Linked DNA regions of Homo sapiens: region 1 is linked to region 2. The links are chromatin loops, found by intact Hi-C in ENCODE. Cell type or tissue: B cell. All regions are shown on one strand. Links, peaks and the distances in the headings refer to the core of each region. The heading gives the core; the rest is flanking DNA.

What was found. A loop is a pair of places that touch in the nucleus more often than their neighbours do. Peaks named below come from ENCODE experiments on the same cell type or tissue, not always from the same donor. Only the 100,000 strongest peaks of a DNase experiment are listed, where the experiment ranks them.
Region 1: a loop joins it to region 2, with 11 times the contacts of the local background. A loop is called at or near these places in 2 of 110 quality-filtered maps.

Annotation. Positions count from the first base shown.
Region 1 is chr15:43,513,409-43,516,312 of GRCh38, reverse strand. It overlaps a transcript of MAP1A not described here. Among named protein-coding and RNA genes, the nearest start is that of MAP1A, 2.7 kb to the left of the region's middle. In B cell, for the core only: a CTCF peak has its summit at 1,632 (motif pointing right); a DNase peak (open chromatin) is centred at 1,642; H3K27me3 peaks cover 947 bases.
Region 2 is chr15:44,535,383-44,538,286 of GRCh38, reverse strand. EIF3J (eukaryotic translation initiation factor 3 subunit J) reads right to left here and starts at 1,140. Exons shown (of 8, transcript NM_003758.4): 1 at 1,050-1,140; 2 at 860-963. The coding sequence starts at 1,092. It overlaps EIF3J-DT (EIF3J divergent transcript), which reads left to right and starts at 1,364. Exons shown (of 2, transcript NR_034170.1): 1 at 1,364-2,244; 2 at 2,813-2,904. RefSeq lists silencers at 638-687, 708-1,017, 1,208-1,377 and enhancers at 1,548-1,997, 1,685-2,472. In B cell, for the core only: a CTCF peak has its summit at 1,594; a DNase peak (open chromatin) is centred at 1,216; H3K4me3 peaks cover 2,035 bases; H3K27ac peaks cover 1,960 bases.

The DNA.
Region 1 (2,904 bases), core at 211-2,710, 1.0 Mb after region 2:
CTAGTACTCTTGGGGGTTGAGGGGACAAAAGGGGAGCAATCCTTGCTTAGATCCGGGGATGCAAATCTGCGACAATGGCAACAACCCCGTTTGGGTAGAAGCGGCCATCTGCAGAGATACACAGGGAAAACCAGGCTGAGTTCTGAGCATCACAAAAGGGAAATACCCCTCTTCTGCAACTTCATCGTTCTTATTTCCTCCCACCTCAAGCCTTCTATCTCCTCCCTGCTTTCTAGGGCTTTCTGGAGTGTGTTAGGAGGGAAACTTAAGTAGACATTTAGTTTACGAACAAAATAACATTTCCCAGACCAATACAGAGCCCACCCATATTCTCAGCTGCCACCCCCAAGGGCCACACCCTGGGCATGGTGCCAACTCACAGTGGAGTTTTCCTTCAGCCTTCACCCTCTGAACAGCTACCCACCACAACCAACTCTCCACCTGCTGTATTCCTAGGCTCTGCTGCAATGAAATGGTGAGATGCCAAAGAAGAAAGAGAGGCTTGAGCTGAGCTACAAAGTAAGATATGAAACCCTGGATTTGAGACTTGATCCACCATTTTACTAATCATGCTGCTAAACAAGAGACTTAACCTCTCTCAGAGCCTACTTCATAAACTATGAAATGAGTATAATATTAGTACCATCCTCCGATAATGCTGTGAGGTTTGAATTGTATAAAAGATGAAAAAAAAGCTTCTTCATTCCTAGACTTCCAAATCTGCAATGTACAAATGCCACTGGAAGTCTTTCTCCCTTTTGTGGAAGATTTCTGAGAGGTCATCTAGGTGATCAAGGAAATCATAAATCAGGATCTCAGACCAGATCAACTCTGGAGTACTCTTAGCTCCCAGGTAAACCCAGAACTAAAGATGCCTGCAGTATGAGATTTGAAGTCCTATTCATGTCCTTGCTTTCCCATTTCAGACAGCAATGCAGACCCCGGTTCCAGGGGTTAATGAGCTGCTGTATTAATTCAGGGTAACTGTTGTATTGGTAGAAGTAATAGAGCTATCACTTCCTAAGTCCGTCAGTGGAAATGGAGAGTCAGACCGAAGGCCTCCAGACTGGTCCCTCAGCCTGTATTTTTATTTATTTATTTATTGAGATGGAGTCTAGCTCTGTCGCCCAGGCTGGACTGCAATGTCATGATCTCAGCTCACTGCAACCTCTGTCTCCTGGGTTCAAGCAATTCTCCTGCCTCCCGAGTAGCTGGGATTACAGGTGTGCACCACCACCCTCGGCTAATTTTTGTATTTTTAGTAGAAGAGGGTTTCAACATGTTGTCCAGGCTGGTCTCAAACTCCTAACCTCAAGTGATCCACCCACCTCGGCCTCCCAAAGTGCTGGGATTACAGGCATAAGCCACCATGCCCGGCCCTGTGTTTTTTAGAGTCTTAGAATATTAGTTATGAATTATAAGCCCCCTTCTATTTCCTATAGGTATCCAATAGTAAAAGAATCAGAGAGTTATTGAAACTCAGTTTTCCACTGTCCTAATTGTTTCTGAATTTGTATTAGAATGCTCGGAAGATCCAGATTTTTTGTAGGGGTTAGAAAGTCACCACTGGAGAGACTACCTGGTGCAAAAATCACCTTTGAAAGCTTTTACCAGACTTGACCACTAGAAGGAGCTGGGCCACTGACTCTTTATCAGAGGGTCCCTTCTTTTCTGTGTGTGGGTATGTCAATGTGGAGGGGGCAGTGCCTAGGAATAAGTGCACTCTCCTTGTCACTGTAGGATACATTTTTGTCTGCTTTCTCAGCATTTTGGCCCAGGGCTTGAGGATAGGTGATAGGAATGGTGGCCCAGCCTGTGGGGTAGTCAAGCCATAAGGCACTAGCATATCCCCTTGAGCTCATCCCAGCTGCCTGGTCCCCTTTGCGTCCTCACTAACAGAAGGCTGGAGGGAGGGGCAGTGTCTGCAGCTGCTCTGGGCTGACTGTTGTTTGTGGGGACAGCTGAAAGAGGAGCCAGCAGGGGTGGGGCTGTGGCTGTCTTGAGCTGTGTGGGTTTTTCCAGGAAATTCTCTACTATTCTCCTGTGACATAGACAGACCATGATAAAAATGTCCAAACCTAAAAATATGCAGTATGCCAAAGTAAGCTCTGATCTAGGGTACATGGCCCTAAGCTCCTTGAGGACACCACAGACAAACTCTTTGATGGAAAGGGCCTAGTAGGTGTTTATATATCAATGCTCATTTCTAAGAAGTGCCTGAGAATAACTATGTTCTCTCTGTAAGTGTCTTCCCAAGTATCGCTGCATCTTAATCTGAAGAATGGCTAAGTACTTTGGTTTAACTTCTTTTCATTTCTTACATTATTCCAGAAAGCAGCCTACTCTCAAGTCTCTGTAGCCAAAAGGACAAGGTTAGAGCATTCAGTGTGAATTATTAACATCAGCAGATAATCCCCAAACTTCTGTTCAGTCATTAATTTCATCCTCTGTCATCCCTGTATCTGGCCTTTCACCAAAGCTCCTAGGAGTACTAAGTGGTAAAACTGCCGATTTTCATCATTAGGGATAAATGGAGGAAGCCATGACATGAGTAATTCTAAACAGAAACATTCTCAAAAGAGTGAGTAGCCTGCTTTACAGGAAGCCAGTCACATCAGGAAGATGTCAGCCTCACATATATTAATATAAAATTGCTGTATATATTCCTAGGCTAATGGAGCTTTAGTCATATTAGCCTTATTTTCTCCAACTTCCTAGCAGCATCTATAAGTATCAGTGATCAGGAAGTGATCAAAGATTTGGCAGTTAGGAGCAGTGGAAAAGGAGGAGAGATAATTAAGGAAAGGTGACTACTATACTGAGTAATTGAGAATTATCTGTATAAGACATGAATTCAATCATTCAGTTGCAGTGGCTGTTGACCTGGATGGATTTTATATTCCA
Region 2 (2,904 bases), core at 250-2,749:
TGTAGAAGTAAATGTCACTTACAGCTGTATAATGAACCCTTCGGAGTTTTCAAAATCAAACGACTGAGGTAAAAATGATTATCTACAAGGCACAGACAAAACAACAACAACAACAAAAAACCACGGGCCCGTCATCTACAACCACCACCAAATCTTCAATATTTCCTTAGGTGTCGTATGTGTGTAGTTGAGTAACTGTCGTCTCTCCATTTCTCAGGTCACGGTGTGAACTACCTGGGTTTCTGTCCACTAACTGCGGGCTATCTCAGTGGTCAGTTCATTCTTTTTACCACAGGGTGGGGGAAGGGAGAGCCAAAAGTTATTTCCCTTTACTGTTTCTAGCTGTCTCGTGTGGGAAAAAAAGGTTGAAATTCAACTACAATATTTCACTCATCTAATCCCTCGAACAAACTGTATAAGTAGACCTCAGGGTCATAAATGAGTTACTGGCCCTGGGCTGACTTGAGCTCGAAAAGACAGGCGAGTCTCAAGGCTTTCCATATGGATAAGCTACAAGGCTCAATTCCCAACTTCCCGGTCTCATTCCTGCGAGAGGCTCCGGACCGCGAAGCTTGCACGTGGGCCGACCCGGCCGATGCTGTCACCTTTCGTCGCCAGCCGGCGGGTGGGATCCACGCCGGAGAGCAGACTCTCAACCGGCGAGGGAGTCCGGGAGGCCACGCTGCCAGTCTTCGGCCCACACATGGCCGGCAAGCGGAGGGGAAGAGAGCACCGCCAGGCCCTATGCTCGCGCCTGGACCCACGGCCCGCAGGCCCCGGCAGCGACCCGGGGCCCAGAGTCGGCCGGCAACAGCGCCAGCCCGCTTCCGCGCTGCCCGGCGCCCTAGCCCGCACCCACCTTGACGTCCTCGTCCTCGTCCTCGCCTTCCCAGCGGTCCCCGCCGGCAGTGCCGCCGCCCCCCACCTTCCGCACTGGGTCTTCCACGGAGAAAGCGTCGGCGTCTACGGAAGAAAGCGAGCCGTGTTAGTGCCTGCCACTGCGTGGGGCCGGCGCCGGCCCGGGCCCTGCCCCAGCAACTTCTCCTCACCCCAGGAGTCCGAGTCCCCCGCCGCCGCCGCCGCCGCCGCCATCTCGAGCCGGGTGTGAGCGTGTGTGAGAGGGAGAGCTAGCGAGGAGTTAGCACGGCGGAGGTGAGTCACTGGGTTTGCTCTCGTTGACCGGCGCGGAGCAGGATGGGACCGTGGCTGACTGTGCGCCGAGCCGAGGCCACGCCCCCTCAGGCGGCGGCGGCGACGCGCGCGGGTAAGAAGTGGGCGGGGAACGCGGTCGGTGGCGCTGCGGGGCTGAGGGAGAGGCGGAGGGGGGGGCGGAGGGGGGCGGAGGGAGGGGCGGAAAGAGCAGAGGGAGGGGCACAGGGGGCTGAGGAGTGCTGGGTCGGGCTTCCAGCTCCCTACAACGCAGACCAGTACTGGAGTTCGTGGTGCTGGAAGACCGCCGCCCGACTCTGGGCCCCGGGTAGGAAACGTAAGTGCCAGGAAGTTAGCAGAGTGGTTCTTTGGCTGGCGCCTGAACCTCGCCAGTCTTCGTCGCCCCTCCCCTGCCAACGCCTACCCCGCTTCGACCGGAGGGTGCGCTGTCCCTCTGGTCACTGTGATCACCGTCCATGGCCGCCTGCGGATACCCACGCCGTGCTCAGAAGAGGGCTCTGAGGCCACGCCCGCCTGTGGGGTCGGTGGCCGGGCTTCCGGGACCCCAGAGGGAGTCGTCGCGCGCTAGGTGGAGGGGACCCCTCTGGAATCCGGCGATCCCCGGGCGCAGATGCAGGAGCGGGTGGGGAGAGCCGCGTTCCTGGCATGTTTGCCTCGAGTTAGTCACGAAGGAATCGAAGAGAGCCTTAGTCTTCGAGGCTTTTCCCTTCCTGTGAGCCCCTTTGAGGCCAGCACATTGATTTTTTTTTCTTTCGCAGAACAATTTCGGACCTCCTGGGGTCTATGCTAGGTATGAGGTGTATCTTTGCCCTCCATCAAGTAGCAAAGATGGACATGTAAACAAATTTCGACACTGTGATGACTGCCACAAAAAGCAGCATTATGAGGTTGAATGTAAAAGGATAACCTTAGCGGCGGCGGGGGCCGGAGGATGAAGGAAGGCTTCCTGAGGTAGGCGCTGGTTGAAACTGAAGTTGGAGAGAGCAAGTGGCATTTGCTGAAGTGCATTTCCGGTAGAAAACTCCAGTGGTCCCTCACCTGACTGAGTGGCGCAGTCAGAGATAAATGGAACAGGTACACTGACCAGAAAGGGCAAGATGGGCTAAACTTCGCCGTTGGGCCACTGGGCTCCCCCGCAGGATTTTAAAGAGCTAGCCAGTAGATGGATTTTGTTTTTGTTATTTTCGCAATTTATTTTCAAATATGTAATACGCGAACTTGGTACAACATTCATGTGATAAAAAGGTAGATACGTGGGCAGGACGCGGTGGCTCACGCCTGTAATCCCAGCATTTTGGGAGGCCGAGATGGGCGGATCATTTGCTGTCAGGAGTTCGAGACCAGCCTGGCCAACATGGTAAAACCCCACCTCTACTAAAAATACAAAAATCACCTGGGCGTGGTGGCGGGCGCCTGTAATCCCCACTACTAGGGAGGCTGAGGCAGGAGAATCGCTTGAACCCGGGAGGCGGAGGTTGCAACAGTGAGCCGAGATCGCGCCACGGCTCTCCAGCCTGGGCGACAGTTAGACCCGTCTCAAAAAAAAAAAAAAAACAAAAAAGGTAGATACAACGATCAGCTGCTCCGCTCCGTTCTTTCTAGTGGTAACCATTGTTCCCCCTTTCTGGTGTTATCTTTTCAGAGTCTACAAATAAACATTTTATAAAGATGATCCTTCAATACATATTCTACAGCCCAGTTAAAATGTGAGAGGCCATGATCTACAGACAGCCA